2 separate regions of the Homo sapiens genome follow, and region 1 is linked to region 2. A link is an interaction called in ENCODE POLR2A ChIA-PET data of the cell type or tissue named here. Cell type or tissue: B cell. All regions are shown on one strand. Each heading gives the region's core, and the rest is flanking DNA. Links, peaks and the distances in the headings are about the cores only. Region 1 has its middle 13 kb from the start of DANCR. Region 2 overlaps USP46 (ubiquitin specific peptidase 46).

Region 1 (2,931 bases), core at 120-2,619, 54 kb after region 2:
TGACAAAATCAACAAAAGCAAGCAATGAAGAAAGGACTTTCTATTCAATAAGTGGTGCTGAGGTAACTGGCTAGCCATATGGAAAAGACTGAAACTGGACCCCTTCCTTACACCATATACAAAAATTAAGTCAGGATGAATTAAAGACTTTAATCTAGAACACATAACTATAAAAACCCTGGAAGATAACCTAGGAAATACCATTCTGAACCTAGGACCTGGCAAAGATTTCATGATGAAGACATCAAAAGCAATTGCAACAAAAACAAAAATTGATAAATGAAACCTAATGAAACTAAAGAGTTTCTGCACAGCAAAAGAACCTATCAAGAAAGAGTAAACAGACAACCTATACAATGGGAGAAAATATTTGCAAACTATCCATCCAACATAGGTGTTATATCCAGAATCTATAAAGAACTTAAATTTACAAGCAAAAACAACCCCACTAAAAAGTGGCCAAATGTCATTAACAGATGCTTTTCGAAAGACATGCTGCCAACAATCATATAAAAAAATGGCTCAACTTCATTAATCATTAGAGAAATGCAAACCAAAACCACAATAAGATACCATCTCACACCAGTTATACTGGCTATTAATAAAGTAAAAAAAAAAAAAAGATGCTGGTGAGGTTGTAGAGAAAAAGGAATGCTTATGCACTGCTGGCAGGAATGTAGACTTGTTCATTCACTGCTGAAAGCAGTTTGGCAATTTCTCAAAGAACTTAAAACAGAACTACCATTTGACCAGCAATTCCATTACTGGGCATATACCCAAAGGAATTATAAATCATTCTACTGTAAAGACACATGCATGTGCATGTTCAACTCGGCAGCATAGCAAAGACATGGAATCAACCTAAATGCCCATCAGTGGTACACTGTATAAAAAACATGTGATACACACACACACACACACACACACACACACACACACACACACACACGGAATACTATGCATCCATAAAAAAGAATGAGATCATGTCCTCTGTAGCAACATGGATGGAGCTAGAGGCCATTATCCTAAGCAAACTAATGCAGGAACAGAAAACCAAATATCACATGTTCTCACATGTAAGTGGGAGCTAAACATTGAGTACATATGGACGCAAGGCACGGAACAAGAGACACTGGGGCCTACTTGATGTTGGAGGGTGGGAGGGGGGTGAGGATTGAAAAACTACCTATAGGGTACTATGTTTATTACCTAGGTGGCAAAATAATGTGTACACCAAACCCCTGTGACATGCAATTTACCTATGTAACAAACCTGCACATGTACCCCCAAACCTAAAATAAAAAATTTTAAAAAACAGGAAAAAAAAATTATTTTGCTGAGCCCTAACAAAAAATAAACAAAAGTCAGAAGGGTCATAAGTGTCTAATCACTCAACAAAACTAGCATCACTATCTTCAGATCACAAAAAGATGATAAACTCAACACTGATTTTACTTTTCCAGAGAGCATAAGTTCAGCTCCACTACAAGGAATCTTTTTTCACTGTTGTATATCTTCAATTATTTAAAAAGGTTAGCTTCCCATTCCAGTAGATATAGCTGAAAAAAAAAATATTAGTCTTCCTATAACTTCTTCAATCCTATGGGACCCTCTGATATATAAAAGGATAATTTCCCTCTTCTATAGAATAATATATCCACAAGTATATATATATATTCTTGCACACAGATCATGTTCATCAACACCTTAAATGTTTAGTGTCATGGAAGAATTTGGCATCAAAATTTGTGTATGTTAATTTATTAAGAAAAATATTTTTAAATAAAATGGAAATTCAGCATCCTAAATAGAGTATTCTAAATGTAATTTATATTTTGTTCTGTGGCTTTAGGTTATCACCATTATTGAAATAAATTTTTGTATTGTGCTCTCATTAAAAAATAATAAAATAAAAATTGAGCAAATTGATTCAAGACCAGAGTCTAGGACCCTATGTAAAACAACACAGTTTTCTTAGAGAATTGATCTGGTCTTTAATAGATAATTGTTAAGAGGTTATAAAATGTTTATAGAAATCTCATCTTGTGTGGCCAAAGCTGTTAGATTGGATGAATTTGTTTATCAGGCTTTATTAAAATTAGCTTTATTGTTATTAATATACTAATATGAAAGTAAAATTTGATTTTCTCCTTCGAACAAGAATTTCACATAGTATTAATAAGACATTGTAACATATTTATTTACCTTTTGAGTAAACTGCAAAAAAAAGTAGAGGAAGACTTTGCCTCATGCTGCCTTTTTTTTTCTTTTCTTGACTGGAAATGGTCTCCTCTCTATCAGAGTAAAAGTTTTTGCTTTTTGAAATATGTTAATTATCATTTTGGGTAAATGAATGATTATTTTTTACAGTGACCTGTGATTCTATTTTGATCATATGTTTTAAACTGTTCTTATTTTAATATCAAATACTAAACCTTTAATATTTGACATACTTCCCAAAATTAAATTTTGAATTCTAAAATTAAGTCTTTTTGACCTGAACTAACTTGCACTTAACAAACAGGAACTCCTGAAAATCCTCAAGAGACATGTTAGGCTTATTTGGTATGTTAAACTCATAGGAGGCAATGTTAAATAAGAAATGGTGTTTAACTTTTTCGAGTTATATTTGCATAAATGTATTATTAATATGTGTTCCAAAATTATATGAGGTTCTTAAAATTCTGATATGTCTTGATATATGTTATATCTTATGTATGTATGTAGGTATGTATGTTTTTGAGACGGAATCTTGCCCTGTCACCCAGGCTGGAGTGCAATGGCGCGATCTCAGCTCACTGCAACCTCCGCCTCCTGGGTTCAAGCAATTCTCCTGCCTCAGCTTCTCGAGTAGCTGGGATTACAGGTGTGCGCCACTATGGCCGGCTAATTTTTTGTATCTTTAGTAGAGATTGGGTTTCACCATGTTGG
Region 2 (2,931 bases), core at 257-2,756:
CCTGCCACCCCAAGGCAGATTACTCTTAATATCCCCATTCTACACATGAAAAAAATGTAGGGAACCTGCCCAAGCTCACTCAGCCAATAAGAGCAGATCTGGGATTCAAACCTATGTAAATTCGGTTCCTGAGTCTGAGCTCTGGACCACAAGCCAGGAGAGGAGATATTTTCATTCACATTTTCAGTAATTCTTTAGCTACAGATGTAAGGCTTGGGCAGCCAGCCAGGAACTGTCTCTGAGTATGTCCACTTTGGCTGCTGGCTGTCACACATTACCTAACCACCGGGCACTTACCCAGAGTGGCTACGAATGCCTGACCTGTTTAGTTAGCAACATATCACCACGGAGCCCCTGTCCCACTGAGCAATACTGAATGTGACTCTCTCTGCCAAATAAATCACTGATGGGGACTCATTATCCCCATGTCATAGCTGAAGGAAATGAGGTTAACTAACTTGCCAAGGTCAAGTGTTAGCATGAGGCAGAGGTAAGTGGTGAACCTATGATCTTAACACCATTATTCCACAACCCTGGCTCCTGTTTCAACAGCCCACTCCTCTCCAGGCTTCAACAGGGAAAGCAATCATGAACAAGAAGGCAGTCAAGGGGCATTTTCATCCCACAGCATGACAACATGTCACTTCTATGTCTTATGTCAGAAGTCCCCAACCCCCAGGTACAGTTCTGTGACCTGTTAGGAACCAAGCGGCACAGCAGGTGAGCAGGCATTACCACCTGAGCTCTACCTCCGGTCAGATCAGCAATAGCATTAGATTCTCATAGGAGAGTGAACTCTATTGTGAACTGCGCATCAGAGGGATCTAGGTTGCATACTCCTTCTGAGAGTCTAATGCCTGATAATCTGAGGTGGAACGTTCATCCCAAAACCATCCCCAGCTCTGCCCAGGTTTGTGGAAAAATTGTCTTCCACAAAACCTGTCCCTGGTGCCAAAAAGTTTGGGGACCGCTATCTTACATGATATTGAATTAAAAAAAAAAAAAAAAAAAAACCTCTGAAAAAAACCTTGGCCAGGCGCAGTGGCTCACGCCTGTAATCCCAGCACTTTGAGAGGCCGAGGTGGGTGGATCACGCGGTCAGGAGTTTGAGACCAGCCTAACCAATATGGTGACACCCCGTCTCTACTAAAAATACAAAAAATTAGCCGGGCGTGGTGGCACGCGCCTGTAAGCCAAGCTACTAAGGAGGCTGAGGCAGGAGAATTGCTTGAACCCAGGAGGTGGAGGTTGCAGTGAGCTGACATCGTGCCATTGCACTCCAGCCTGGGTGACAGAGAGGGACTCCATCTCAAAACAACAACAACAAAAATTAGCCGGACATGGTGGCATGCACCTATAATCCCATGTACTCGGGAGGCTGAGGCAGGAGAATAGCTTGAACCCGGGAGGCAGAAGTTGCAGTGAGCCGAGATCGCGCCACTGCACTCCAGCCTGTGAGGTGAAGACAGACTCTATCTCAAAAAAAAAAAAAAAAAAAGAAAACCTCAACATGACTTCATTTAATAATTGTACACAGAAGCCAAAACATCTGCCACTGAAGAAAGCTGACCTGGGATACTTGACTACATGACCATCCCAAGTCATTCTAGCAAGGAGCATTAAAGAACATCTAGAAAGAAGCTGTGGCTGGCAAAACAATTCTCCATATATTTAGAGATAACAAAATGAAGTCCTCATGCAAAACTAAAACTTCAAGTCAAAAGCAGAACAAAGAATCTTGAGACCATGCCTGTTTTCTAGCTGCAGGTGGAAGACAAGGAAATAGCCACTTATGTCACTGAACTCAGTGAGCTAGAAGCAAGAACCTCATTTCCAATTCAATCCTTCTACAAAGCCACCAAGATGCTGCCTGAATTATCATGTCCCCTAAGCTCCTACTTTACCCACAAATACACTTCCCATCTGTTCCCAGAAAGGCAGCAGAGGAGGCTGGGGTCCTTGCAAAATCCTAGGTCAAAGAGGCCTTGATATGGTTTGGCTCTGTGTCCCCACCCAAATCTCATCTAGAATTGTAATTCCCACAATTCTAGGGGCCTGGTGGGAGGTGATTGGATCATTGGGGCGGTCTTTCCCCTCGCTGTTCTCATGATAGTGAGTGAGTTCTCACAAGATCGGGTTGTTTGAAAGTGTGTGGCACTTTCCCTTTCTCTCTTGCTCTCTCCTGCTCCACCATGGTAAGATGTGCCTGCTTTCCCTACACCTTCTGCCATGATTTTAAGTTTCCTGAAGCCTCCCAGTCATGCTTCCTGTTAAGCCTTTGGAACTGTGAGTCAATTAAACCTCTTTTCTTCATAAATTACCCAGTCTCAGGTAGTTCTTTATAGCACTGTGAGAATGGACTAATATAGGCCTGCTCTGTAAATTTTATTAATAGGGTGATTTCATCCTCCCATCTTCTCATCCAAGCTCAAGGTCTTCATCAGTGAAAATCACAACACCTGCATTCCCACCTTACAGCATGGGGAGCACTGCAGGAGTCAACATGCCTCAATGCACTTGTGCGGCAACCCGGCCCTCGGGAACCAGTCCCTCCTGGGTCAGTATTGCACCATCAGAGATATTTTCCACTAATGTAACAAAACCATCCTGAAATGTGCTGATTATGAAATGTAAAATATAAAATTCTGGGCTCTCTCCTCCCATCCTCAAATAGAGTAGCAATGGGAGAAAAAACATGAGTAAGTTGTTCTTTACAGCAATGTTATTTACTCAAAACTCTCTGTGGTGAGCTACATCCAGAAACTAAAAACATGGAGATAAAATGAATGGATAGAGTAATTTTGTATCTGTCAAGTTTAGTAACAAAAAAATTAAGGCTTGCATTTTATTTCTCTTTGGGTTTTTTTAATTCCATTTTGCTAGTTATTCCTTTTTATTGTATTTTACAAATATATTGGTCTGAGACAGATT

The links. ChIA-PET counts read pairs that join two places held together with the same protein. Peaks named below come from ENCODE experiments on the same cell type or tissue, not always from the same donor. Only the 100,000 strongest peaks of a DNase experiment are listed, where the experiment ranks them.
Region 1: POLR2A ChIA-PET joins it to region 2 with 5 read pairs; 7 of 35 experiments call an interaction of 5 or more read pairs at or near these places.

What each region holds. Positions count from the first base shown.
Region 1 is chr4:52,697,588-52,700,518 of GRCh38, forward strand. No RefSeq gene overlaps it. Among named protein-coding and RNA genes, the nearest start is that of DANCR, 13 kb to the right of the region's middle. In B cell, for the core only: no CTCF peak of the experiment used is centred there; no DNase peak of the experiment used is centred there.
Region 2 is chr4:52,643,746-52,646,676 of GRCh38, forward strand. All of the region lies in intron 1 of USP46 (ubiquitin specific peptidase 46), which reads right to left. Among named protein-coding and RNA genes, the nearest start is that of USP46, 14 kb to the right of the region's middle. In B cell, for the core only: no CTCF peak of the experiment used is centred there; a DNase peak (open chromatin) is centred at 1,746; H3K27ac peaks cover 467 bases.